Regions from separate parts of the Mus musculus genome. Here all the other regions are linked to region 1. Evidence: chromatin loops called from intact Hi-C (ENCODE). Cell type or tissue: heart. All regions are shown on one strand. Region 1 holds the start of Dcun1d3 (DCN1, defective in cullin neddylation 1, domain containing 3 (S. cerevisiae)). Region 2 overlaps Tmem159 (transmembrane protein 159). Region 3 holds the start of Eri2 (exoribonuclease 2). Region 4 has its middle 3.5 kb from the start of Tmem159. Region 5 holds the start of Uqcrc2 (ubiquinol cytochrome c reductase core protein 2). Region 6 overlaps Dnah3 (dynein, axonemal, heavy chain 3). Region 7 overlaps Thumpd1 (THUMP domain containing 1).

Region 1 (4,000 bases):
TGACTCTCACTGATTGTGAGGGTGGATACTATTGTTTAACGATATTAAGGGGGACTCCTTATTTTTGAGGTGTTCTTATTGAGCTTCCTACTGGCTTGTACCCTTCTTGGTGGTCTCTAAATGTGAGATCTAAAGAATTTGGGGCTCTTTCTCATCTACTACCTATTCCAGGGTCTAGGAATAAACCCCACATTTATTATCTCCAACCATGACTTGTCTTCCAGCTTGTCCGTCTCATTTCTGGACATCTTCATGGGCTGTAAAATGACTCTGGACATACGTTCCAGAGAGCATAGGAGATTCCTTCCCAAACTGTTTTCTCTAGAGAAACATCTTTGGTTTCACATTCTCCCATACATTTCGTATCCAGTTCAGCATTCAGTCTGGAATGCTCAAGCTCCCAAATACATTATGAATCAATTCTCTTAATTTCCATGTTTCCACCACTGTCATCTCTCATGGCCTTAGCAACAGCCCTTTAACTACCTTCTTTTATCCAGCAGCAATTTTTTTAAATGTAAATTAAGGTTTGGTCATTCATTACACTTCAGGGAAGTAATACAAAGGCCAAAACCTTGCTATTTCTGCAACTCCAAGACTTCTTTCTCGTCTGCCTTTTGTTTAAAATGTTACCCACAAGGCAGTTCCTTCTCCCATTCTCTTTTCCTCTTAAACCTGGAAGAGGCCTTCTCACCACACCATTCAGCTTCTGGGGCAGCTGCTATTCTCTGCATTCATTTACTTATTAATGAAAAGTTCAGAAACAAGACTTCCTTCATTTTGTCATTTGCTCATCTTAGTAATGAAACTAGCCTTCATCATCACCTGAAGTCTGATTCCTACATCCGGGATCGTTTGGGTGGCCTTTCTCAAGGCCAGCACCTCTCCAGCCTCCTACAACTGCCCCGTCGCCTTCCATTTATAATCGAAAAGTCTGAAGGGTCCCAGGCAGGATCTCTCCCACGTGCCAGTTCCCTTAGGCAGGTCTCCCGAGGCCAGCAGCGATGACACCAGTCGCCCTCGCGAGGCTGGGGTCATACAGGCGCGTCTCCTAGCAACCCCACACCGGCATCTCATCCCTGGCCCTGGGAAGCCAACCCCTTTCCCCAGTCCCCCGCGACTGGAGCCGGCGTCTCCATCCTTACACTCACTCAGCGTCACTCCTGCTTTTCCCCACCCACAGGAGCCGGCTGGGAAGAGGCGGTGCCAGGAGCTCTGCCGAGCCTTGGCCACACCGGGCTGTATCCAGCAGGTCCAGTAGGCCAGGCCGGGCCAAACCACCGGGCGGACCGCTGTGTTAGCATGAGGCCCAGGTTAGAGGTCGTCTCAAACCTCCTGAAACTTCCAGATTTAGCCGACTCCCCGCCGCACTCAACAACTGAGCTAACCTCCCTCTCCTCCAGCCTTCCCTTTCACCCTTTCGTTATCCCCTTGCCCCATTTCTAGTCAGAAAATGGCCTGGCCCAGCTCCTAGCCCACCCTCCGCCGCTCCCCGCCTTGCCCTTACTTGGAGACGGCTTCGGACGTCCTCGCGTACGTCGTGACGTCACCCTCCTCGTTCCTGTCCCCGCCCCTCTCCCATTCTCTCCCTCCTCGAGCCAGCGGCCGGCGGGGTTACCGGAAGTGATGATGCAGGAGGCAATGGAGGGGGCGGGGCTTCGGGGCGGCCGCCGCCGGTGGGCTGCAGATGAGGAGGAGGCGGCGGCCGCGGTGGCAGAAAAGGCGGCGGCGGCGGGGGTAGGGAGCCTGGAAACGCAAGCGGGGATGGTAGGTAGTTTGGACCCGCCGGGCCGCCGTCGTTTCCAGAAAGGGTTTGACTGGAGGAACCTCTGGAGCAGCTGTGAGTTTGGAGGGGGGGAGTTGAGGAAAAGGGGGGAGCGTTGAGAGATGAAGGGGCGGGGGTTCGGTTCCTTCGAGAAAGGGGGTGGTGGTGGAAAGGGAGGAGTGCATATCAGCGCCTTGTCTGGACTGGTCCCTCTGGAAGAAGAGGCTGTGAGGGGAGCCTGTGGCTTGTCAAGCGCAAGGCTCCGAAAACTTACCTACTGTCCCTGCCTGTCCATCGCCAGCACCCCTCAATCCCGGGCCTGGGGACCTGGGGCTGTAGATCCCCGGGGAGGGTCTGCAGACTCTGAGCTGAAAGTCCAGGGTAAGAGCCGTGAGGTAGGAGCCCAAGGGGGAGGTGGTGGGTGAATCTGCAGCTCCCTCCCTGATTTTTCTCCCCACCCCCATCCTTTTCTGTAATCGTTAACAGCTCTGGAATTAAGGGGCTCAGACCTGAAGGCCTTTCAGTGCACCTTTGCTATAAACGATAACCATCTGTGCCTGAGGTAATGGGGCTGGAGGGTTTGCCTATATCCTGTTTAGGAAGTGGGACGGGATGACAAATGTATTGTTTTTTCCATCCCCATCTCTTATCTCCCCTCATACACACCTCTGTTTCATACTTTAATTCTCTGTGGTTAAGTGGCAGTCGTGGACACCCTCTCCCCTTTGTGGCACTTAGTACCTCAGCTACCTCTTTTGAATTTGGTGTTCAGCCTCTATCCCAGCTCCTAACTGCAAGCTTTGTAGTACTTCAGTTATGGTCTGTGTCACATTGGGGAGTACCTCACAACGCCGCCTGGCTCCCGATTATAATGAACATTTTCTTTTATGAATACTAGAATTCCAGAGCTCTTCCAAGGCATCATAAGTGGCTTCATAGCCCAGGAATCAAGGTCTCTCGCTCTAAATACTTTATATGTGAGGAATTTACATGTTGTCAACTCTTTCCAAAAATGATTTGATGTTAGGCTAATTCTGGATTTCTGTGTTTCTCTCCACCCACACTTCATGATGCACTTCAGAGAACAGAAAACCCTATATTACTGTTTTTGTTTCTACAGTTGGACAATAGCTCTTTTATGCCTGTCTCGATTTGTATGTCTTACAATCAGCTTGATTTTTTTATCTTATTTAGCCGATGCCTTGTGTATAGGTGGTCGTAGAAGAGACAGTGTGATATGTGCTTATGCTTTTAGCAAAACACAGTGCATAATGGGTATAGAAATGTCTGAAAAAAAAGAAAGACTGATTGGAAAGAACTCTCTCATATTGTTTAAAAAACAAACAAACAAACAAACACCCCATCATGAGTAAGTAGTGCCTCTTCTAGGCTGTCAGAGATTCCAGAGTGAAGTGTTAATGAATCTTGTTTTGGTGTTGATACATTTTAAAAGAAGAAATTCTCTGTTAATTATGGAACTGTCTTTTAAGAAACTTTATGCGTTAAGAAAGAGTGCGAGATTTTAGGGGTCCTTTGACTAGAAAGTGCAAACGTGTTGCTCTTTAACTGAATTTGTTGTGCAGTATCACTAGGCTTATCATAGCAGATGTTCTGATGGTGGGAAGAGAGTCCCATCGCATTTATCAGGGCCCGATAAAACAGAAGACTTGACGCCTTGATTGTACAAGTAATGATGTTTATTACAGAAATATAGCAGAAGAGTTACTGCTAGCTGTCTCACTTTAATTCATTTGGAACCTAGTTTGTCATTCAATGACAAGTCCAAAATTCATTCAAACTGCTATTAAAGTGCTAGCCAGTGTTTCAGACAGTGAGTGTACAAAGGTGAACACAAGCAAAAAGGGTCCTCTCTCAAGGAGTTTATCAGAGTGGGAGGTGAGGACAGAAATGATAAATCAGCAAATCTGATTTTGATTGTCAGCAAATCTGATCTTGATTGAATGCTGGAGAAAAATGAGTGATAGGCTAGAGTGTGTGCCTGGAACGCAATGGAGGGAGACCTTCCTGCTTAAACAGAACTTTAAACGAAAAGGAGCCAGCCATGCAGAGATGAAGGGAGAACTCTTGGAGGTTTAGGGAACAGCTTGTGCAGAAACTCACTGGAATGAACTTGGCAAGTTCTAGGGACAAGAGAGTGGGGGTGGGGTGTAGATTTAGGGAGTAAAAAGTTGAAAGAAATAGGGTCAGAAGAGTAGAGTTGGGGCTTATTAGTTA
Region 2 (4,000 bases), 210 kb before region 1:
TAAGAGGCCCCATCCTAGAAGACTGTACCGTCTCTCCTCAACTTCACCCTTGGTCTCATCCTTTCTGGGATACTGAGGAGCCAAATTACAGCATAGTGGCCTATTTAATGCCACAATGTTCTCATTCCTTTTTGTTTGTTTGTTTGTTTGTTTGTTTGTTTGTTTTAGTTTTAAGATTAATTTATTGAATGTATATGAGTACAATGTCACTGTCTTCAGACACACAGAAGAGGGCATCAGATCCCATTTCAGACGGTTATGAGCCACCATGTGGTCGCTGGGAATTGAACTCAGGACCTCTGGAAGAGCAGTCAGTGTTCTTAACTATCTGAGCCATCTCTCCAGCCCAAAGTTCACATTCTTAATTTCTGCTTAGCAATTTAAAATATCCACCACCAGCAGCAGCAGCAGCAGCAGCAGCAGTGTCTTTTTGTTACTGATCCTTATGAAGAAAATGCATGCATGTTTGCTCAAGACACAAATTAGCCTCGTGCTAGACCTAAGTTCAATGTCAACAATCAACAGAAAATATATACATTAATGCATCTTTCCAGAAATATGCATAAAATAAGGACATGCACTGATCTGATTACAAAAACACTGGGACTAGAAACTTGCAGGACCTGAGTTCCTTGTTTCCTGCAGAATCGTGATTTGCTAAGTACTTGCTAAGCCAGTGTCAATGGTGATTTCCCACAAGTCATGAGAATGAACTATAAATGTGCAAAGGCCACGAGGACCTTTCTTACTGAACTAACACATCCAAGAAGTCTCAGCCAACTAACTAGAAAGCTGCTTGTCCATCTTAAAAATAGCCTGGTAAACTGGCAGTATGCCAATTGCATTCTGAAGCAAGTCCAAAGAAGGCCTCTGTGAAGCATATGGCTTTAGATGGTAAAGTGTGTGTTTTATAGAAGCTGGTAAAACTATGGTGTCCAATAGGGAAAGAAAATCACAAAACAGTTCCCATCACTTTAGATGCAGACATACTTTTATGTGCACATGGCATAGACGTCTAGAAGATATACAACAAAATGGTAATAGTATTAGCTAGCTGGTACTGTTTACCTTTTTTTTTTTTAAAGATTTATTTATTTATTATATGTAAATACACTGTAGCTGTCTTCAGACACTCCAGAAGAGGGCTCCAGATCTCGTTACGGATGGTTGTGAGCCACCATGTGGCTGCTGGGATTTGAACTCAGGACCTCTGGAAGAGCAGTCAGTGCTCTTAACCACTGAGCCATCTCTCCAGCCCCCTACTGTTTACTTTTTAACAATCTTTTTGTGAATATGCATATACTGTATAAGTGCACACGTGTGCTTTCATGTATGTGAGTGCACATATATGCAATGGTGCACATGTGGAGGTCAGAGGACAACCTCAGGGGCTAGCCCTTGCCTTTCACCTGACCCTCTGAAACAGGGTCTCCATGGGTTGTTGTTCTAGCACTGAATAAGACAGGATACCTAGTCACGAGCTTCCCAGGATCCTGCTGTCTCAACCTCCCACTTTGCCATAGGGACCCTGGGATTAGGGAGATGTTCTCATATGGCCATCTGTGTGTGGATGCTGGGAATTCAAACTTGTAATCTCACGATTAACAGACAAGAGCTTCACCAGTTGGACCATCTTCCCAGCCCTAGCATTCTGTTTACATGCTGAAAGGCATACAGAAAACAATAAAGATCCATACACAAAGAAACTGAGCATCTCAAATCCCACCGCACTGATCTGTGACAGGATACCAAAAAACAAAAAACAAAACAAAACAAAAAAACCATGGCTAGTTTGCATCACAATAATCCTGTGAAGGTAAATAACAGTCTAGATTTCAGAGTTAGTACAAAAAGGAGTGTGAAATATTCTCTTTTCCATTAATTTTTATAATGATGGCATGCTGAAATGATACAATTTTTGGTATATTAACTAAAATATATTCTTAAAATTAACCCATTGCTTCTTTGCAGTTCGGGTTGGGTACCAGAAAATGTGAGTGCACCCATGGCTCAAGAATCATTGCTGCTGGATGATGGAGTTCTAGTGGAACACAAAACTCAGACCGTAAATGAGGCACTGGCTGGCTTCTTTGCTTAGGGGAACAAATGAGTCAAGCATTTCAAAGAAAAGAATAGTGTCTGCTGTATAGACTAAGAATAGCTTCTTTAGATCCAGCCAAAGAATGGCAGTGACCACAAGGGGCCACTATCCAACCAAATTCTGCACCATATGGGATGTAACTAGTGGTCTGTGATTCTCGGTGACTTCCAGGAATCTTCCTTAATTTGGAGGTGTCTTGAAAACAATCTTCCTTCCCATTCACCTGCTGTCCTACTGCCCTGAATGTCACTATGACGGCTGATGCTCTAGCAGCCACAATGAACATGGATATGAAGGTCACACTCAGACATAGTAGGGTACTAGGAGGAAGATTCCTGACTTATTGTAGATTTCTATTTGAGAAAGAAACAGTGTCCAATCTTGTTCAGACCAGTGTTTTCAGGGTTTCCCATTATATGTGGCATTGGGCACTGACCTTTGAGTTATTCAGGAAAGACTCTAACAGCAAACCCAGCTTCCTTTGCAGCTCCTGTAAGTCTCTGGAGACACTCGGGGGCTCTTCTTTGGCCATCTTGAAATGTCTGTCAGTCTCACTCTAGAGTAAACTCTCTACCAGGAAATGCATTACTGTAGTACGTAGCCCAATCTCTCATGTCCCCCCGTCTCTTGCTATCGCTGAAGGAAACAAAAAAAAAAATAATTATTAGCAATCTCCAAGGAGCTCGGACCATCCCCAATACATTAACAGCAGGCATGCAGATGAATATAATTTGACAATATTTATCAATTTAAGCTGCACATACTTTGACCCAGCAATTTATTTTTTATGAACCTAAATAAGATAGATATGTGAAAAATACTCATAGGATGTATATCATATTCCTGTTTGTTACATAAAAAGACCAGCAAGATAGGAGGAAAAAGCTAAATCCATTTATTATTTATTATGAACACTTCACTGTTTTATACACACACACACACGGTGTAGAAAAAGATCCAGAAAGGCTATTCTCCGAGAACTTATGCCAAACAAGAAAACTGATTGTACTGTACTATTCAATCTCACCCCTCCCCCTTCTCGCTACCCTACCACTCCAGGCTTCCTTTGCTCTGACAACAGGGGCTTGGGGTGCTTTTTCTTCTTTCTTTGGCTCCCAAGAACCTTGTACAATGCCACACTTTATTTATGTGTGGTGAGGTCTTCACTAACAAGACCTGTCCCCGAGGCCTTGGCACAATTATTTTCTGTGATTCAACAACAGCCTGGAATGTATAAGACAGTCCCTTTCTCACGTCGTTTATGCATTTTTCATTATGGCAATGAATCAAATTAGATATGCTTTTAACCCCGGCTGAGTTTTCAAATAAAAATATTATTCTATATTAATATATTATTCTTATTTCATGTCTCCTAGAACACCTTTCTGGGTTGGAAAGCATAGGATCTCCTTGCAGCTAACCTAGTGTTCTTATAAACCTGCGCTCAGTAGATTCTATCACAGTGCCCCAAATGACTGAATATACCACTTGCCCATTATGTGCAAACACACCTTACCAGTGTCTACACTACAGAGCCTAGTATGCACACCTCCATCACACCAGCTAAAGATTCTCTCCCCTTGGTCAGGGGAGAACCAACGTCAGCACCATTATTTATGTTGTTAAAGCAGCAGCTCCGAGTTAGTGCTGAATTTAGATGGCCCCAGGCTTCAGTTTACCTAATCACATTTCTACAGCGGGCTACAAGTCAAAATACACCATTACAACTCGTCTTTGGCCTGGGAAACATGCAAATGCCACGGAACCGGTCTGGGGAGTCTGCTGAAAGCTAGGGTAGGAAGAATGCGGAGGAGGACCGCAGTCAGGCACACTCATCTACCTAGCCACCAATTTTCTGACCATCTACTCCTTCTAGGGTCCTCTTCAGAGCAGCATCAC
Region 3 (4,000 bases), 100 kb after region 1:
AGAAAGAAAGAAAGAAAGAAAGAAAGAAAGAAAGGAAGGAAGAAAGAAAGAAGGAAGACTGAGCAAGTCCTGAGGAGCAAAGTGGTAGGCAGTCCTCCTCCCTTCCTGGCCTCTGTATCAGTTACTGCCTCCTGGCTCTTGACCTGAATTCTAGTGAAGAATTGTGAATAGGACTGTGATCTGGCTATGAGAGCTGAGATAAACCCATCCCTAGACAAGATGATTTTGGTTATGAGGTCATGGTGTTTTATCACAGCAATAGAGACCCTAACTTATACAATGGCCTTGAGCTAAGGTTAGGTATTTACTATTAACCACTTTTTTGAGTTTCTGTTCTAGGGACTGAATTCTGGGCACATGCAAGGCAAGTCCTCTATTACTGAGCCACACTGCTGACTCTTAGCCACACAGTTTTGAGAAATTTCTTTGTACTACATCATTTCTTAGAACTTTTAAGTGGGGATCACCATACTCCCATTTTACAACAAAGAAATGAAGAAAGAGGTTTAAAAGCCACAGCGGGAATGCAGCCTCCGAAGATCAAGCTTTTTAATCTCTGGACTACCGTTTCCAACCCAGGGGACTTTACAAACATCCATCTGCTTTCTAACCATCCCCACCCTAATCTATATTTTTCCCTATCAGTCAGTTATATAACCACAACTTTAACATGAGAAAATGGTTCAGGCTAAGTGCATTTTTAAATATGTAATGAAAATTTTATATTTAAAATTCTCTTTTCGATGAAACATTTAAAAATACAAATACTAGGGCAAACATTCTTATTACTGGTATCATTCCTCCATCTAATCATTTCCCCAGGATAAATTCCCCATCAAAATGACCATTCATTTTTACTTCTTCATAAATATTGTATAAAAACAAGAGAATCCTGTTTAGGTGTGCATGGATATTCCTGAAATATTTTGTTATACGGATCTTAATAAATGTTTGTTAAATGAATATTCTGTGTACCAGACACTAAGTCAGTTTTAAACTATGGAGAGAGCCTGGACGAGGTGGTACAACCAAGGGAGCAGAGTTGAGTGAGGTCAGTGGGTGAGCCCTTACCCTTCGGCAGGGACCCTTCGGGTGCTGGCGAAAGTGACTCCCAGCCACAAGTGACTTCGGGCCAGCCTGCTGGGCTCTCTCCTCTGCTCACCTTGGCTTGTGGCTCGCGGTCCTGAATATGCGAAGGAGGTCCATCCCGCTCTGTAGCCGAGGCCGAGGAGTTCGGGGCCTCCTTCCTCTTCCTGGAGTTCGCCTCCTCCTTCTCTTGCTCCATCAGGCTGTAGGGGAAAGATCAGCTGGAGCTGAGGACCCCGCGGCGACCAGGAAACCGTGTCGCGGCCTCTCTCCAGCAAAGCGCTAGACAGGAGTGACGGTTGGTTTGTCTCTTGAAGCGGCTCAAACCAGTTTACCACTCTTGGCCCTCGCAAAAAAGGCCACAGACCTACGCCTCCTTTCCTCAATTTAAGCCGTCGCGAAGTTTAAAGCGCTCCCTGAGGCGCGTCGTGCGCAGAGCGAGGGGCTCCCGGTCCTCAAGCCTCTGTCCACGCCCCCGGGTCCCGAACCGCCCCCTATGCAACGCCCACAAACCGCTGGCGACGGCCGCCGCCGCTCTACAAGCGCCCGCTTCCCTTGCCGCGCCGGCGTTTAAACAGACCGGAAGTGGGGGCGTCCGACTTCCGGCCGTTGAACTCTGCGAAACCCAGGGTCCGGGGATGGCGACCAAGAGACTGGCGCGGTACGTTAGGGGGTTCCCCTTAGGGTGGGCGGTGTTCATCCGCAGTCGTTTGGTCTGGATCTGAAAAGGGCCCTGGTCTTCTCGGGCCCCACGTCGCCATTCGCGACAAGTTGGAGGAGCCCGAGAAACCCCGGGTCCTCCCTACCGTGGCATGCTCTATCAGGTCTGTTCATTCTAGACCCCTGGGACCTGGAACGTGACAGCTCTGCACACTGTTCTCAGGCAGGTGCCACTGCGCCCAAGTGACCTGCCTAGTCCAGTTTTATTGTCAGAATTACCACAGACTCTCTCAGGTTTTTTGGGGGGGGGTGGGGGGGAATATGCTGTGCACAGATTTTTGGATGCGTTGTACACATTTGTTGAGATTGTGGACACAGTATCAAACTTACCAGGCATAGTGGAATGGACCTACAATACCAGCATGGAAAGTTGGAGGCCAGCCTGGTCCTCATGGTGATGTTCAAGCAGGCGATGGCTAAATAGTGAGACTGTCTCAAAACAACAACAAAACCAGATTCAAAACAAAACCCCTATCTGATGTATTAATGAATAGCATAGGATTCAAGCGTGAAAAGTCCTGTCAAAGGTTAACATACTATGGCCATCTTTAGGCAAATCATTTACTTTTCTCTTGCATAAAATACAGGTTGCAGACATGTCTACCACCTAGAATTGTTTAAAAGAAGTCACCATCCTAATTAAATATTTGCTGAAGAAGTGACTAGTAAATGTTAGTTTTTCATTCCAAATCCCTACATTGGCCTCACGTCTTGTCTTTTTCAAATAGCCAAAATAACTATTCCAGGTGTCTGTCTACTTAAAGTTGTATTCGTCATCATTTGGGATCTTCCCTTCTTTGGACTGCAGTGTATTGCTGTTGGGAGGTTTGTTTGTTTTGTTTTTGTTTTTGTTTTTAATCATAGATTACCTTTCAGTAGTACTCTGGTAATCTTTCTCCCCTCCATTTTTAGAGTTTAAGCACAGGCATCATCCCCTTGGTACATAGCAAAGGCTTGAAAAATACATCTTTATAGTCAATTCCTCGGTACTACTATAAAACGTGAACAGGTAAGAGTAGTGTTTGTGAAGCCCGCTCAGGTAAAATGGACACTAAACTCAAGAGAGGATGGCCATTCGCACAAGGACCTAGGACTTTTAAAGTCTAGCCCTCCTTTCCTTCAGTCAGTATGCAGCTGTTGTTTGAGGCAGGGTCCTGCTGTGTGCTGTAAGCTGTCCCTCAGTTCAGTTTGGCCGTGGCCTGCTGACTGCTGAGCCTCCAGGTGTGGGGCCCTCACACCCAGCTCCACTTACCGTACATTAGAGATGATTTTGCCATCTGTTTGGGGCTATTACTTTAATATCATATTCTAACTGCAGTGTAAATGAGTTTATTGATCTTCCTGTGTCTTGCATTTTTAGGCGGCTTGGATTAATTAGGAGAAAGTCAGTTACACCAGCAAGTGGAAATCCAGGAGGGAGCAGATTGAGTAAGTCCCACGCTTACGTTACAGTTTGAAGCCTTGCCCTTGGAACATCGTCGGAACCTAAGAACACTGTGGTCTTTTGCAGAACAGTTGTATGCCTACTTAATTGTCGTTGACTTTGAGTCTACCTGCTGGAATGATGGGAAGCACCACAGTAGCCCTGAAATAAGTGAGTGTGGATGGCCAGTGGCCAAAGCTAGTGCTCTAGGAGTCTTCTTAAACATCCTAGATATAAGCCAGCCAATAAGAAAACAATGCTGTAAGCTCGTAGTTTAATATAAAAACTCTGACCTACAAAAGAATAAAATACCAAATACCTGAATGTGATTATCCAAAGTAGCTAGTTGTTTTAAGATTACATTTAAAACTTTGATTAGATACAACTGGAAAAAAAAAGGCTTTTCAATAGTAAAGTATATTTTAATTCATGCTGTGTTCATGTTTAATTGTAAAACAAAATGGGCATACTTTTGATATTCTGACTTATTCCATGGCACAGCTTTATTATAACTTTGCTTCTCACTGCTTTGGGTATTGGAATAAGCTTTTAAGGGAATTGATTTTTTAATGATGCTATTATGAAAGCAGTGTATGTTCAGGATAATTCACATATTCAGACCTGGTATGGTGCAACACACCCTTAATCCCAGCACTCAAGAGGCAGAGACAGGTGGATCTCTATAAATTTGAAACCAGCTTAATCTCGATCAGTGGTTCTCAACCTTCCTAATGCTGTGACCCCTTAATACAGTTCTTCATCTTTTGGTGA
Region 4 (4,000 bases), 200 kb before region 1:
TATAGCAGACTCATGTTAAAAGTTCAAAGTTCAAGGTCTCTTCTGAGATTCATCCAATCACTTAACTGTAATCTCCAAAGAAAGACAGGAAACCAGCTGGGCAAACTCCAAACTCTGCATCTCCATGGCTGATGTCAAAGCAATCTTCAGATCTCCACTCCTTTTTCCTCTTTGTTGTCTGCAAAAAAAAAAAAAAAAAACAAAAACAAAAACAAAAAAAACAAAAACAAAAAAAAAAACAAACTGCTTTTTTCTGGGCTGGTTCCACTCCCTGTTAGCAGCTTTCCTCAGCATGTATCCCATGTCTCTGGCATCTTTAACATTTTTGAGTTTCCAAGGCAATTTCAATGTTACAGCTTCTTGCTTCAGTGTCTGGGATTCCACTTGATCTTTTGGGCTCCTCCTAAGGGCTGGCATCACTTCTCTAGCTCTGCCCTCTGTAGCACTCTAAGCTCAGGTTGATCCACTCCACTACATCTGCTGTTCTTGGTGATCATCCCATGGTACTGACATCTCCAATACACTGGGGTGTTCCACTCCAACTAGGCTTCCCCAATAGCCTCTCATAGGCTCTCTTCATGGTGTCAAACCTCAAATCCTTTGCATGACCCCTTCAGTCCTGGGCCATCAACTACAGCTGAGGCTACACCTTCTCCAATGGCCTTCCATGACCTCTCACAGTGCTGAGCTTCAGCTCTTCTTCCTGACACCTTCATGCCTTCAAAACCAGTACCACCTAAGTGACTCTAACACATTACCAAGTCCAGCCGCAGCACAAGATACAACCTTGGCTATCTCTGGAACACAGCTTCTTTGTGCTCCCAGAAAACAATTCTCAGAAGATTTCACCTCAGTGATGCCGGTCTCTTCTTAATCATTGCTAATTTCTTAGCTCCAGCTGACCAGCATCAATTGTCCCAGTAGTTCCTTCCATTCTTAACTCTAGAGCCAGAGCCACATGGCTGAAGCTGCTGAGGTCTTCTGCTTACAGGAACTAGAACATGATCCCCTTGTACTATTACATTATCACTAGCTTTATGTTTTCTAAATCCTTCACTGCCTAAGCTTGGCTATCCTGGTTCTTGCTCTGTAGATTGACCTTGAATGCAGAGATCAGCATTCCTGTCTCCTGGGATTAAAGGTGTGTACCACCATGATGGATCTAAATTTAGCTGGGTAGGATCTTGCCCCAAAGTCCCACTCCCTTAATCTGTTATCTCCTAGAACACAAGATTTTGTTCTATTTCACTTCCTGGCACCCCTTTAATATTCGAACCATATATTTTATATTTTTCCTTTCTAAGCTTGCTGTGATTGTTCAAACTTCTCTTCCTATTAATTAGCCAGAGAACAAAGCTGGGCTTTTTTAAAAACTTCGTTTGTCAATGCAATTAATCTGAGTCTCTTCACCTCAGCCTCAGGCTGACTTCTCAGACAAGGGCAAAAAGTAGCCACATTCTTCACCAAAAATTTCACAAAAACAGTCTTTATGCCACATTCTGAAATTCTTCTCCTTTGAAATCTCTTGGGCCAGGTCAACACAGGTCAAATCACTCCCATCAACAAAGTCTTCCATATTCCTACTAGGATGACCCATTAAGCCCCATTTGAAGGATTTCACTGCTTTCCAAATCCAAAGTCCCAAAATCCACATTCTTTCAAATAAAAGCATGGTCAGGCACAGCAATACCCCAGTCCCTGGTACCAACTTCTGTATTAGTCAGGGTTTTACTGCTGTGAACAGACACCATGACCAAGGCAAGTCTTATAAAAAAACATTTAATTGGGGCTGGCTTACAGGTTCAGAGGTTCAGTACATTATCATCAAGGTGGGAGCATGGCAGCATCCAGGCAGGTATGGCTCAGGCAGAGCTGAGAGTTCTATGTCTTCATCCAAAGGCTGCTAGTGGAAGACTGACTTCCAGGCAACTAGGGTGAGGGTCTTAAGCCCACATCCACAGTGACACACTATTCCAACAAGGCCATAGCTCCAAATGGTGCTACTCCCTGGTCCAAGAATATACAAACCATCACAAGTTCTCAGGTTCTTTTCACCCAAAGGCCCTGTACCCATTGCATCCTGAAGAGTAACTCTGGGTAAAAAAGAGAAACCATGGGGGTTTTACTGAAGACAACAGAAAAGATACCTTTAAAGAACTGCGTACCTATCAAGCACATAATAGGGACTCAAAAACATTTCATGGGAGGAGAAGGAAGGGTAGGAAGGTAGCTCAGCGGTTAAGAGCCCTGCTTGCTCTCCCAGAGGACCGAGCTTCCATACTCAGTATTCACAAAGCAGGCCATAACCCTAACTGTGACTCCGGTTCCAAGGAATCTGGCGCCCTCTCCTGGCCGCAGTGGGCACTCTATGCATGTGGTGAAAAAACACGTACCAACAAAACACACATACGCATTAAGTAAGTAAGTAAGTAAGTAAGTAAATAAATAAACGAATAGATAAATAAATTAATAAATGCTTTACAGATACATTCCAGGAGGTTGGGAGATGGTGGTAGGTTGTTTTCCTGGCATACCCTTGGGTTGTGTATCTAATCCCTATCACTAGGAGAAATTGATGTTACTTCAGCCACCTTATGTTCCAAGAAATAATTAAGCTGGTAACAAAAAAAAAAAAAATGAGCTTGGAGATGACTGATGGGGGTGGTAAGAAGTTTAAGGAATTTCACTCCAATTCCACTGACATCAGAAAGGGGAAATGAAGCACACAGTGGACCATGAGTAGTCAAGGGCGTGTCCCTGAAGTTTTTAGTTTCAGGCACTCTCGTCTGGCTTTACACTTTCGGTAGCTGCAGTACCACACAGTCCTCACCCAGGGAGCTGGGGATGGGTTTGTTTTCCTTAGACCAAGCTGTGGAATATTGAGGCGTCTCTGGGATTTCAGCTCAAGGGTGCCACCTAGGGACAGCTCTTTGATCCTCTAATCCTCCTCCCCGTGCATCTTTGTTGTGCTTCTCCTGGAGAGTCGCTGCCTCTGCTTCCATTTCTCCTCTTGGGGGTGGGGAATCTACTAGCACCTCTGTAGCATCAAGAACTTGACTCTTGAGGAACATTCGAAGGATTTATAAAATAAACCCATGGGAAGCGTCTCCTAGGCCTTTCCACAGCTTCTTACAGCAGTGGACTGAATATTTTTATCCCTTCATCCCCTGATGTGATGGTACTAGGTGGTGGGGTGGGGACCTTTTCGAGGTCAATAAGTCAAGGAGATGAAGCAAGCCCTTATGAATAAGATCAATGCCTTATAAGGGGAAGAGCGGAGAGGAGAAGAAAAGGAAGGAGAGGAGCGAGAACTTTACCTCTTTCTACTAGGGTACTAGGAAAGAACACAACAAAAAGCTAGCTGTCTAGACTCCCTGCCGGAATTTCACCATGCTGACACCCAGACTTCAGACTTCCAGCCTTTTGAATTATAAGAAATGTTTCTTGTTGTTGGTTTTCTTTTTTAATAAGTCATCAGCCTGTAGCGGTCATACTAGCCCCAATGGACCTAACATACTTGTTCTAGTTAAGCAATTTTTTCACCCCTCTGAGATCTATCCTGAGCACTTGGCTATGAAGAATAAGAAATTGGGGGTGGGGGGTGGGATGTCTTCAGCAATGCATTCACTTTAACTGTTAATAGCCAGAGCGGGAACATGACCTAAATCCAGCTGACCTCTCCTCTCATGTGGTGGGCACGAACACCCGCAGATCACATCCATCAGTGAACAGAAGGTCTGGTTTTAATATCTTTGAACACAGCTAGTGTTGAAAGCACATTACAATATTTCAGACAAGAGCCTGACTCCTTACCCAGGAGCCCATGGGCTCATTAGCCCCATGCTTCTCTCTACCCTTCACACACATGGATGCAAGTCTGTGCAGCTCACTGACACAAAGGGCTGATCCTGTACAATTTATTTATGTGCTGAGCAGCAAAGCCAGACCTTGTATGTGCTAGGCAAGTGTTCTACTACATGCGAGCCACATCCCAGACCCT
Region 5 (4,000 bases), 740 kb before region 1:
TTATGTCTAGGGTTCACAGGATTACTAATGGACATGCAAGCAAATACACTTTCATGATGCTAAGATCCACTAAACATGTTGTCAAGTGTACCTGTAAAGTTCTATAATGCTCCTACTCGGCACTGCCCAGACTGCTGTATGCTGAACACTCAGTCAGTGCTGGGCTAATCTGGCTGCTGGTTTTCACCTGTTCATGGAATTACTACTTTATCCCTTCAGTCCTGCTTGTAAATTATGAATATAATTAACTGTGTCATTTTCATTTTAGTTTGCTGGATAAGGTATATGCAGCCACTTGTGATTTTTAGCTGTGAATTTTTAGCTGTGCCCAAGATGTAATTCCTGTAACATCCAAGTGTAACAGTCCACATATGAATAATCCACACTTCCACTTCTGTGCTTTTGGGTAGTGAAGTTTAAAATCTCCTGCTTCTTTTGGGTTCCTTTCAGGAAAGACTTAGATACAATTTCTACTTTGTTTTAATAACACATGGAAAGTCCTGCTCTCTAAGGACTGCTAGCAATTGGTCTGTCTAGGCACAAGGAATACAACTGCAGCCTAAATTTGTACAACACATATATGTAAGTATAAAGCACAAGGAAACACTATGCCCAGGCCTGGTGTATCACTGTCTAGTCGTCTCTCAACACAGACACTCCTGGCATTTCCGCGTTGTAACTGTGCTGTAGGGGCTGCTGTTGTATGGTTGGATGTCTAGCTGCACCGCTGACCTCTAGATGCTAGAAGCACTCTCTCAACAGGTGGTTACGAATAAAAAGCTCCGCATGTGACCGGCTAGTAGGGGCAAATTAGCCCTTGTTGAAGTTTAAATGCTCCCATTCTCATCTCTTGAAAACCACGATTCCAGCGTGATAACGTGCTGACACACATGAGGTACTCCTCTCCTCACCGCAAGTGACAACTACATATTTTAGGGCTAGTCTTGAAGAAAGATCAAGAGCCCCTCCTGGAGGAAGCCTTTAAATGGGACCCCGAGAAAACGAGCATCTTAAGGAATGCGGGGACTGAGTACTGACAGGAACGAAGGTGCCGGCACTGAGATAAGCAGCGCACCGCGTTTGTGAATTTAATAAACTCGCACGCATTGGGGAAACCGACGCCTCGGGATCAACCCAGGGGCAGAGGTCGTAGGTAGGGGAAGCAGGCGGCCCGGGTGGCGTTGGCCTACACCCTACCTGCTTCTCGAGTGACCTTCAGGAATCTCCCGAGAGCCGCTTCTCCGCCACTCTCCAGGCCACCCTCCTCTTCCGCTTTCCCCGCGTTAGCTCTCGGCTGCTCACAGGACCCGCCGAGCCTCCCAGGCCTCGGCTCGCTGGCAGCCCCCTTCTCCGCGGGGTTTACCTGAAGGGCAGACCCAGGCCTGAGGCCAAGGCCGCACACTCCGCACCCAGCTCCTGAGTGGCCGACAAGCGTCCCCAGCCCTGCCCCACGCACGTCCCATGCTCACCGAGAAGGACCCGGCCCTGCTGAGGAGCTTCATGGCTCTAGCAGTTGCCCTTTCCCACGGTCACCGCTGCAGACAGCAAAGCAAGATGGGGTCGGAGGACCGAGTTTCCCGGTGTGCACTGCGAGCTTGCCCACGCCCCCTTGTACCGGCGGCCCTCTACGCATGCAGTGCTCTACTGCTCCGGTAGGCGGGACGAGCCCAGCTCCTGGGGAGAGGCTAGAGGTCTCCCGGACTAGATTGCAGCTTTTGTAGGTTATCCTTTCTGAGTTCTTTTTCTGCAAAAGACATGCAGCCTGTAATCCCAGCTGCGTCTGCAGCCGTCACAGTCACCCCAGCCGTCTTGGGCCTGCCCGTGAGTCCTCGCAAGTCCGGGAGTCGTCGGCACTCCCTGTTCCTCGGAGGTCGTCCCTCGCCACTTTTACTGTAGTCTTCCCGGTACCGCGAACTTGGTGACCGAGTTCACAGAAACTGGCAGGACGAATGTCTCGTCGAACAGATCGACACACTTGTAGGTCTCCTTGCCGCAAGGAGATCGTCACCAGCAAGGACTCAATCTCGTGAAATTTTCTCGCGCAAATTTGCGCGTGTGTGTATAATCAGGGACTTAATATAGTCTTCTATTGTACTTAAAAATGTTTAACTGTTGGTGATACAGACATATGGCACAAATCATTCGTGTGTTACACTATGATTGAGACTAATTCGGGAACCACTGCTTTCATGAAGCCGCATAGCTGCTTAAAAATGTTTTTGGTTACTTTTATTTTTTTTACAGTCCAGTCGTTGCCAGATTCCCGGTCCGCCCCTCCCACAGTTCCTCATCCCATTCCTCCTACCCCTTCTCTAAGAGGATGCCCCCGCCAGGCCTCAGTACTCCCTGGGGCCTCGTTTCTCAAGTTAGGTGCCTCTTCTCCCACTGAGGCCAGACCAGGTAGTCCTCTGCTGTATATATGTTGGGACCTCGGACTAGCTCATGTATGCTGCCTGGTTGGTGGCTCTGTGTCTGAGAGAACTCAGGGGTTCAGGTTAATTGAGACTGTTGTTGGTCTTGCTATGGGGTTGCCCTCCTCCTCCTCAGCTTCTTCCAGTCTTTCCCCTAATTCAACCGCAGGGGTCTCCGACTTCAGTCTAATGGTTGGGTGTAACTATCTGCTTCTGTCTCAGTCAGCTGCTTGTTGGGCCTCTCTGAGGGTAGTGTCAGTCCTTGGAGCCTCCCCTTGAGCTGGATCCAAATTTGGGCCTGCCACTGAACCTCTTTTCCTTCAGTCTGTTCTCCATTTTTGTCCCTGCAGTTCTTTTAGACAGGGACGATCTGGGTCAGAGTTTTTGATTGTGGGATGGCAACCCCATCCCTCCACTTGATGTCCTGCTTTTCTACTGGAGGTGGACTCTATAAGTTCCCTTTCCCCACTGTTGGGCATTTCATTTAAGGTCCCTCCCTTTGAGTTCTGAGAGTCTTTCACTTCCCAGGTCTCTGAGGGTCCCCCCATCTGAGGGGGGTGGTTTCTATTCTTTTCTGCTGGCTCTCAGAGCTTCACTCCTGATTCTCCCTTACCCCAATACCTGATCATGTTCCCCTTTTCCTCTCCCTGTCCCCTCTCCCACCCAGGTCCCTCCTTCTGCCCACCCCCTCCTAATGCTTTCTACCCCTCCCCCCCAAGTGGGATTGAGGACTTGGGTCTTTGGCTTGTTAACCTTCTTGAGTTCTGTATTCTGGGTATTTTGTACTTTTTTGGCTAATATCCACTTATTAGAGAATACATACCATGCATGTCCTTTTGGGTCTCAGTTACCTCACTCAGGATCATACTTTCTAGTTTCATCCATTAGCCTGCAAAACTCAGGATTGTCCTCATTCTTAATATCCGAGTAGTATTCCATTGTGTAAATGAACCACATTTCCTGTATCCATTCTGTCATGGGACATCTCAGTTGTTTCCAGCTTCTGGCTATCACAAATACGGATGCTATGAACATAGTGGAACAAGTGCCCCTGTGGCATGGCAGGGAATCTTTTGGATATATGCCCAAGAGTGGTATAGCTGGGTCTTTAGGTAAATCTGTTTCCAGTTTTCTGAGGAACCTTCAGATTGATTTCTGAGTCGTTGTACCAGTCTACAATCCCACCAGCAATGGTGGAGTGTTTCTCTCTCTCCACATCCTCACCAACATTCACCTGAAATTTTGATCTTAGCCATTAGGATTGGTGTAAGGTGGGATCTCATGGTCATTTTGATTTGCATTTCCCCGATGACTGAGGACTTAGAACAGTTCTTTAAGTGCTTCTTGGCAGCTTAAAAATGTTAAATGAATGCAATCACTGCCCCGAAATTCGTTGTACCCTGAGGATTCTCTCTAGTCATTGGAACCTCAACATGCCACAGTTCAGGCCAGCACATACCTTTATACCTGTTTATTAAGGCCCCTTTATTCTTAGCTTATAACATCATCTGTACAGGAAACTGACCCATATAGCCTAATTGGGAAATTGTCTGTTCAAATGTGGCAGACTTCATGATATCTGCTACAAG
Region 6 (4,000 bases), 66 kb before region 1:
GCCCAGATAAGACCTTGATGAGTTTTTACATGGTAGAAAGGGCAGATCTGGTTAGCTCATAATGTTGTTCCACCTATAGGGTTGCAGATCCCTTGACTCTAGCTGCATATAAATCAAAAGATGGCCTAGTCGGCCATCACTGGAAAGAGAGGCCCATTGGACTTGCAAACTTTATATGCCCCAGTACAGGGGAATACCAGGGCCAAAAAGGGGGAGTGGGTGGGCAGGGGAGTGGGGGTGGGTGGATATGGGGGACTTTTGGTATAGCATTGGAAATGTAAATGAGTTAAATACCTAATAAAAAATGGAAAAAAAAAAAAAAAAGAAAGGGCAGATCTGTTTTTTCCTCTTACTAAGGATATTTATCCCATCTTGAGGTTTCCACTCTCATAACCTCATTTAACCCTAATGACTTCCAAAGGTCCCATTGCCAAATATCATTATCTCTGAATTAAACTTCAACATATACATTGGGAGACAAATATTCCTTCTGCAGCACTTGTGAGAACCCACCTGTAACCTCAAGACTCTTAGAAACTGGGGCTGGAGTTAAGAGCTTAAGAGTCGGGGAAGGGGGAAAAATGCTTAAGAGTCTTAAGAGTCTGTGAGTTGAAGGCTAGCCTGGGATCTCTCCTCCCTCCCCCCACCCTCGTGTGTGTGTGTGTGTGTGTGTGTGTGTGTGTGTGTGTGTATGTGTGTGTGTGTGTGTGTGTGTGTAAAAGCACACTTGCTTGCATTGAATCAAATTAAAAGTAGCTTTAGAACCCAGGGGCTATGGAAATGGACCAGGGGTAAAACACTTGCCACAAAAGGGTAAGAACAAAAGTTCAGATTCTCAGAGCTCAAATAAATGCCAGGTGGGCATAACAGCCCACCTATAATCCCAGCAGGTAGGGGGCAGAGTCAGAGGATGTCTGCACCATGCTAACATCAACCTCTAACCTCCCAATGCAAGTGAGCACTTACACACACACACACACACACACACACACACACACACACACACACACACACACACACGGCTTTTAATGGTTTTATGACTTGGTCTCTCTCTCCCTGTACCAGACACTCGCATAGAAACCTAATGAGGGAAGAAACCATGTCGTTAACGTTTTTTGCTTGCCATTGAGTGCCTGTGCTTTGCACTGCTCTTGAAACTGCAACACTCAGTGTGGAATCAGTAACTAAGTATTGAAAGACTGGGGGCATAAATACCAGCCAACACGTCTATGCCCAGTGACATGCCAAAACCAGCCATCCTTTCTGTCTACATCTGTCCTGTATTACAGAGCCAAGTCTGCTTTTCTCAACTTTTCATTTTTAGCACTGACAGTGCTGATCTCATGTCTCTCCTGTCCCCTCTTCCACGCTAGGTGGCTGTCATGCAGGTAGAGCTCACTGCCCTTCAGCCTCAGCTCATCCAAACCTCTGAGGATACAGCGATGATGATGGTGAAAATTGAGCTGGAGACAAAAGAAGCTGATGCCAAGAAACTTCTGGTGCAGGCAGATGAGAAGGAGGCTAATGCTGCTGCTGCCATCTCTCAGGCGATCAAGGTATGTGACCAGGCGAGAGGTGCACAGGGAGCCAACACTGCTAAACGTATGTGACTGTGCCCACCTTGCAGATGAGACAAAGGAGATTCAGGAAGGGCGAGTGAGTTTTCCAAATCACCAATTAGGAGTTAGTGAAGAAGGCTCTTGGGCCATCTCTTCTCTATCCCACTCTGAGTCAAAACTGGGACTCAGCATAATCTCATCTGTTAACTTTTCCCCTCATTCACTGTGCCCTGGCTACAATAACCTTCTGGTTATTCCTTCCCCGGGGCCTTTGCACTGGCTGTTCTCTTTGCCTATCGATATCCCCATGCCGTCTACTTCACCTCTGTCACGTTTTTGTCCAGTTGTCCCTAACACATGTGTGTAGGTATGGAACAAATATTTTTAGGATGGCAGAATATTGAACCTAGAGGGCCACATTTGTAGGTGCTTCTGGCCATGTTCTGAGAAGGGATCACCACACATTCAGATAGCAGAAGATAGCCTTATTAGCATTTTACGTGACAATTACACAGGTCTCAGCACTCTCTGTAAGGGATTCCATTTGAGGGTCACAGGCACCTAATGAATGACAGATGTCAATATCTGAGAGTTGCTAGCACTGGGGTCAGGAGGAAATGGCCTCACAGAGCTGTGTAGGTCATTGACAGGACTATATGACAAAGCACAGGACACCTGCCTAAGGCATTTGTCCATGTGCCTTAAGGAATTAGGGAATCCCTTAGGGAATCCCTTCAGCCGTTTTCAAGCCTGAGTTTGAGCAAGAGGCAGCCTGTGTCTGGCATCTGTCCTAAATAGGTCATGAGTCATTTTCTTGAAAAGTACAGGGCTTCCAATTGGCATCTCTCCAGTGAATCCTGAGACCTGACCTCTGGCAGATGTTTTTCAGAGGGTCTGATCCCTCCCTGTTCTCAGAATTCACAATGAACACCATGTCCTGGATTGTGAAAGTTGGTTCACTTGCGGTCTTAGTGGCTCAGAAAGAAGACAAAATAGAAACCATAAAATATAGCCACTTCCAGGTGCCAGGAACCAGATTCTAGTGGCAATTTGTCATTCTATGGTAAAATGATTATACTAGACACTCATCACATTTAACAACTATTTATTAAACACCTACTATGGGCTGGCTCATTTTTTTTTTTTTTTTGTCAAGGAAAGTAGGAATGAATAAGATAAATAAAATCCTTTTCCTCGTGGAGATTATATTCTCTGGTGCTCATTCTCTTGAATCCTACGTACACTACAATACACATCATACCGAATTATTCCCACTTGACATATGAGGAAATCGTGACACAAGATGTTTCCAAAGTTGCATGACCACCAAGTGGCATGATTCAGACCAAGAGCTCTTTGACCCACAAACCATGGCACTTGACCATGAATCCAGACGTTGCAGACTGGCAGCTGGGGACCACATGTGTCCTGGGATGCAGAGAAGATTCTATTGACTCATTTTGAGGCAGGGACTTGCTAGGTATCCCAGACTGACCTTGAGCTCATGAGCCTCCTGCCTCAGCCTCCTGAGTGCTAGGACCGTAAGTGTGTGCATCACAACCACACTCAGGGATGTTTCATTTGAAGTCAGAAATAGTTAACCTTTAAAATGCAAGTCATTTCAAGTAAAAATTCTGAAACTTTTGCTTTTCCTTAGGGAGAAAAAATAATTAGGACTCTAGCGACATGGGCTCTGCTTTCTTGGGTTGTGCCCATTCTCAGGAGTAAGAAGCTGCCGACCTTTTGAGTTCTAGCCTCCCCAGCTCCATCCAGTTCAGTTCCTGTTCTTGCCTCAGTGCCCTGGCCCCTGGATGTGTGTGACTTTACAGCTCATTTATAATTCTGTTCTATAACCAGGCAGCCAAAGTGCACGACCAACTCTGCTCCTCCCTAGCCTCGGTTTCTGCATCAACAGATTAAGATTACTGAGGAAAATAGAAAACAAAAAACCACGTGGGCTGGAGAGATTTCTCAGTGTCTAAAAGCACTAGTAGCTCTGGCACAGGACCCACATGAAGGCTTACATGAGTCAGCAACTTTAATTCCAGGGGAGTCTGACACCCTTTCCGAGTCTTCCCAGGCACCGGGCATATATGTGGTATACATATATACATACAGGAAAATACTCAGACAGATAAATAAGTAAATACACAAATGAGTAGAGAGTACGTAAAGGTGTGTGGCTAGAGGTCCACATTGGTGGTTCTCTGAAACAGCTGTTCTTCTTCATCTCTACTCAGTGTGCTAGCCTAGCTTCTCACCAAGTATAGGAACCATCAGGAAGGGAACAGCCCAGGCAGGATTGTGCTCTGGAATGTCAGGGGAAGAAGCAAATCTGCTATGTCAGGAGGTAGATGAGCAATGCCATGGGATTTATGAGGAACTGACAGAGACTTCTCACCACGCCCTGGGCAATAAACCGCCACCTTAGGTTTCAGTGG
Region 7 (4,000 bases), 170 kb after region 1:
GAGCTGAAACAAATCTTGTCTTATGTTAAGCTGGTTATCTGGAGTTTCTTGGGTCAGTAACAGAAAATGACAACATAACTAATGCAACCAGTTGGTTTCCTGTGATGGACTGAGTTTATTCTTAGTTTTCTCTGAAATTCCAAGTTCTAGGCTTCAGTTTTCCTATGTGGGGACCAGGGTGTTAGGCTTTCCACTTAATTACTATAAAACACTAGCTGAGATCTATCTATTCTATTCTCTATCTAAGATCTATACTATACTATCTAAGCTATACTAAGATCCAGGTAGGTATGTCACACTCTATCTTCCTTTTCTTTTGTTTTCTTTTCTTCTTCTTCTTTTTTTCTCTTTTCTTTTTGGTTTTTTTTTTTTTTTTTTTTTGAGACAGGGTTTCTCTGTATAGCCCTGGGTGTCCTGGAACTCACTTTGTAGACCAGGCTGGCCTTGAACTCAGAAATATGCCTGCCTCTGCCTCCCGAGTACTGGGATTAAAGCTGTGCGCCACCACACCTGGCCCTATTTTTCTTAAACGGTTATCTTTTCTTCTCCCCTATTACTTGGATGAAGTTTGTAGGTAAACCAAAAGAGAGCACCTTTCATGGTTCCCGGGCATTCCCATCAACCCAGGGTTGTCTGGGCCACCTTTCCACTGGGCACTGACATCAGCCTTTCTTTTCCTAATCAGGAACATCACTTCTCCAATTAACCCTACTGTCATGTGTGTTAGGGTTCTAAAATCCAAACCACCCAAGCAGGCACAAGGGTCCAGCAAAGCATGATCTTTATTTGAATTAGGCAGCAAGAACCAACCAGTCAGGGACAACAGCACAGACTTGGGAGCCTAGTGCATGTTCAAATGTCCATCTCAGTAAGGATGTAAACAGATGACAAAATGTACTCAGGGTGATACTGATGGATCAGGGACACAGGGGCTAAACTGCATCCCTAAACCAGGATGTTTCAGAGTGTTTAAGCCCATGTATATGTGTGTATATGAGCACACCTGGCTGTTAGAGGACAGTTGCCAAGTTGGCTTCCCTCTTTTCACCATGTGGGGTCCTGGGATCTTCAGACTTGGGAGCAAATGCTTTTTCCAGCTGAGTTGGCTTGTTGGTCCAGAAAGAGGTTTTTTTTAAATTCTTGAGTTACTTCTACAATCCATCACACATTGTGTGTGTGTGTGGATGAGATAATCTTTTTGGAACAAAACTGCTTTTGTCTCAATCGTTTTGTTCAGAAGCAAGAAATGTAACGTTCCTGTCAAAACCAGGGGTATGCAGAACATCTTACCAATTGGTCACTCTCACATGTTAGGACATCCGTGTCTAACAGAGGCAAGGAGAAAGAGATGAATACAGTAGCTCTAGTATTAATATAGACACATTTTACAACTTAGTGTTTAATGCTCTCACGGTGCCAGGGTCTGCCTTCACTGAGTCCCTTCTGTTCCTCATGGTAATATGGTAGACTCCAGTGACTCCTGAGAAACCTAATAAGGACAATAAATGTCATGTTCTGCTGATGGCACGACCTCCGTTCTTTAAACAGCGACTAGCACGATAAACCTTAACTTTAAAACAAACAAATATGAACGGGTAAATAAACCATTTCTTTGTGAGCACGTTTTACACTCTGCTGGAGTTCAAAATCTACGTTTACGTCCAGAGCCCACTTGGAAGCTGTTGTCACTTTATGCGAGGACTGGGCGGCACCGGAGCCACCGGAAGGCGGCGTGCAGGACCGCTTGGGCAAACTGTCGCGTACGTGTGACGCAATCACCCCGCGTCCGCGCAGACGAAGACGCCAAGGAACGTGGATAGTAGGAAGCATGGCGACCACCGCCCAGCAGTCCCCTCAGCCTGTTGCCGGAAAGCGCAAAGGCAAATCCCAGTTCCTGCCGGCCAAGCGGGCCCGACGCGGTGACGCAGGCGGCCCGCGGCAGCTGGAGCCCGGCCTGCAGGGCATCCTCATCACCTGCAACATGAACGAGCGCAAGTGCGTGGAGGAGGCCTACAGCCTGCTCAACGAGTACGGCGACGACATGTACGGGCCGGAAAAGGTACGAGCCTTGGGGAGAGCGAGCCGCCCGTGGGCTCTTCTGGGGTGCGGAGGCGGCAGTTGCTTCAAAGCGCCAGTACAGTGCTTGAATGACCCCGCTTACCTTCCCGCCCCTAAAGTGGCTACTATTGCGGTCATGTGCCTGGTGGGCGTGGGCCTCCGGGCTGGCTCTTTAGGCTTTCTTGACATCACTAACGACAGTGACTCCCACGTCTCGATTGCCTTCTGTGGACCAGGGAGTGTGCTAAAACCCGTTCGGATGTGTACCTCTCGCGTCAGTGCGAAGTTGCTACAAGCTAAGATCTGAGATAGTGAAAGGGATGCTATTTTCCAAGTGCCCTTGAAAATACATTTCAGATCTCATCCTATGGCGGTTTGGCAGCCCCAATATTATTTGGCTTAGATCCCGGATACACCTGCACACTCTGAAGTGTGGAGAAAGATAGTGTAGCAGGCCCCACTACTAGAGAGGAGGGGGGCAGAATAGGAATTTGTAAAGGCTCCTTCAGTGTACACAATTATTTTTATTACCTGATTGAAAATGACCTTGGTAGGACAGGACCCTGTCTATGCTGGTGCCTCGTGCAAGTTCCCTTTTTGTGGAGCCCCTTTTGTTTTTGACAGAAGACTTTGCTGGCTACCTCAGGTTGGCCTCAGCTCCCCAGGTGTAGGGATTGCAAGCACCGGCCACTGCTTTGTGTGCTCTCTTTCTTATAGTGGGAGTAAGGGATTTTATTTAGTTCTCTCATACATTTGGTTCTAATCCTATCACAGCCACATTGCCTGCCTGCCACTATCCAGATGGGTCTGAAAGCATTTTCAGATGACACATACCACACACAGGGAATTAATTTATTTATTTATTTATCTATCTATTATATGTAAGTACACTGTAGCTGTCTTCAGACACACCAGAAGAGGGCATCAGATCTCATTACGGGTGGTTGTGAGCCACCATGTGGTTGCTGGGATTTGAATTTCGGACCTTCGGAAGAGCAGTCGGGTGCTCTTACCCACTGAGCCATCTCACCAGCCCGGGGAATTTATTTCTTAATGTACATTTTGGAAGTTGTATTTTATTAATCTAATAAAGAAATTTATTTGTCAACATTGAGACCTCTGCCACTGGGGGTTTCACATAAGTAGTTAATTACAGCATTTGAACATGAGGTGTTCTGTAATTTTTGCCTGTTGGTTTTTATATAAACAGTTTATAGACAAGGACCAGCAGCCCTCTGGAAGTGAGGGAGAAGACGATGATGCAGAGGCTGCCTTGAAGAAAGAAGTTGGTGACATTAAGGCTTCTACAGAGAAGAGGCTGAGAAGATTCCAGTCAGTGGAGAGTGGAGCGAATAATGTAGTCTTCATCAGGACGCTTGGGATAGGTATGTCTGACTGACAGCCCTAAGATCATCAATCCCATAGTATCTGGGCATTTCTGTCTTAGCAGATGCTGCCTAGACAACGGCTCCCCAGGTATAGCTGTTAATTATTCTGTGGAACGTTTCCACATTCCATCAACAGTATATCAGTTTCCGAAGGTTTTGGAAAGGTTTTCAGATGACACATACCACACTCAGGGAATTTGCTTCTTACTCCACACTGTGGAAGGGGTGCCATTTTAGTTTCCTAACAATGTAGAGTGGTGGAGGGTGGTGAGCATTGGGTAAGGGTAGGGACCTGGCTGTGCTGCATCCTTCCTTTAGTAACTCAAGGCAGAGTGAAAGCGTGTATTCTGTCTCAAAAGAGCAGCTGCTACTTAGTTCCAGGTAGTTACCATTTAGGAATAGAGGGCCTGATCCACTTAAAACCTGGAAATAGAATTCCTTTGACTTTCAAATGTGGTCACTAATTTGGAAATATTAGCACTGTTGTCTTGGGCAGATGTGTTAGTTGGGAAGTAGCCAGTGAATCACCGTGTCACACGGTGCTCTGTGTGCTG

What was found. A loop is a pair of places that touch in the nucleus more often than their neighbours do. Peaks named below come from ENCODE experiments on the same cell type or tissue, not always from the same donor. Only the 100,000 strongest peaks of a DNase experiment are listed, where the experiment ranks them.
Region 2: it touches region 1 in a loop (2.4-fold over the local background); 5 of 42 quality-filtered maps call a loop at or near these places.
Region 3: a loop joins it to region 1, with 2.7 times the contacts of the local background. A loop is called at or near these places in 4 of 42 quality-filtered maps.
Region 4: it touches region 1 in a loop (2.2-fold over the local background); 5 of 42 quality-filtered maps call a loop at or near these places.
Region 5: a loop joins it to region 1, with 3 times the contacts of the local background. A loop is called at or near these places in 3 of 42 quality-filtered maps.
Region 6: a loop joins it to region 1, with 2.3 times the contacts of the local background. A loop is called at or near these places in 2 of 42 quality-filtered maps.
Region 7: it touches region 1 in a loop (4-fold over the local background); 4 of 42 quality-filtered maps call a loop at or near these places.

The regions. Positions count from the first base shown.
Region 1 is chr7:119,893,398-119,897,397 of GRCm38, reverse strand. It overlaps Dcun1d3 (DCN1, defective in cullin neddylation 1, domain containing 3 (S. cerevisiae)), which reads left to right and starts at 1,653. Exons shown (of 3, transcript NM_001163703.1): 1 at 1,653-1,840. It overlaps Lyrm1 (LYR motif containing 1), which reads right to left and starts at 1,537. Exons shown (of 4, transcript NM_001285959.1): 1 at 1,508-1,537. In heart, no CTCF peak of the experiment used is centred here; DNase peaks (open chromatin) are centred at 1,207 and 1,577; H3K4me3 peaks cover 2,557 bases; H3K27ac peaks cover 2,146 bases.
Region 2 is chr7:120,103,367-120,107,366 of GRCm38, reverse strand. It overlaps Tmem159 (transmembrane protein 159), which reads right to left. Exons shown (of 5, transcript NM_145586.1): 2 at 2,538-2,737. The coding sequence starts at 2,633. Among named protein-coding and RNA genes, the nearest start is that of Tmem159, 2.9 kb to the right of the region's middle. In heart, a CTCF peak has its summit at 2,194 (motif pointing right); no DNase peak of the experiment used is centred here; H3K4me3 peaks cover 302 bases.
Region 3 is chr7:119,791,665-119,795,664 of GRCm38, reverse strand. Eri2 (exoribonuclease 2) reads left to right here and starts at 1,607. Exons shown (of 9, transcript NM_027698.5): 1 at 1,607-1,747; 2 at 3,167-3,234; 3 at 3,317-3,400. The coding sequence starts at 1,725. Rexo5 (RNA exonuclease 5) reads right to left here and starts at 1,543. Exons shown (of 20, transcript NM_001370778.1): 1 at 1,454-1,543; 2 at 1,163-1,289. The coding sequence starts at 1,285. In heart, no CTCF peak of the experiment used is centred here; a DNase peak (open chromatin) is centred at 1,634; H3K4me3 peaks cover 2,480 bases; H3K27ac peaks cover 1,473 bases.
Region 4 is chr7:120,096,932-120,100,931 of GRCm38, reverse strand. No RefSeq gene overlaps it. Among named protein-coding and RNA genes, the nearest start is that of Tmem159, 3.5 kb to the left of the region's middle. In heart, CTCF peaks have their summits at 2,349 (motif pointing left) and 2,936; DNase peaks (open chromatin) are centred at 2,311 and 2,891.
Region 5 is chr7:120,632,792-120,636,791 of GRCm38, reverse strand. Uqcrc2 (ubiquinol cytochrome c reductase core protein 2) reads right to left here and starts at 1,603. Exons shown (of 14, transcript NM_025899.2): 1 at 1,470-1,603. The coding sequence starts at 1,502. In heart, a CTCF peak has its summit at 1,660; a DNase peak (open chromatin) is centred at 1,601; H3K4me3 peaks cover 2,688 bases; H3K27ac peaks cover 2,054 bases.
Region 6 is chr7:119,959,691-119,963,690 of GRCm38, reverse strand. It overlaps Dnah3 (dynein, axonemal, heavy chain 3), which reads left to right. Exons shown (of 61, transcript NM_001370806.1): 50 at 1,374-1,556. Among named protein-coding and RNA genes, the nearest start is that of Lyrm1, 66 kb to the right of the region's middle. In heart, no CTCF peak of the experiment used is centred here; a DNase peak (open chromatin) is centred at 2,380.
Region 7 is chr7:119,718,570-119,722,569 of GRCm38, reverse strand. Thumpd1 (THUMP domain containing 1) reads left to right here. Exons shown (of 5, transcript NM_145585.3): 2 at 1,666-2,059; 3 at 3,269-3,443. The coding sequence starts at 1,829. Among named protein-coding and RNA genes, the nearest start is that of Thumpd1, 3.0 kb to the left of the region's middle. In heart, a CTCF peak has its summit at 1,725; DNase peaks (open chromatin) are centred at 1,779 and 2,139; H3K4me3 peaks cover 1,724 bases; H3K27ac peaks cover 1,580 bases.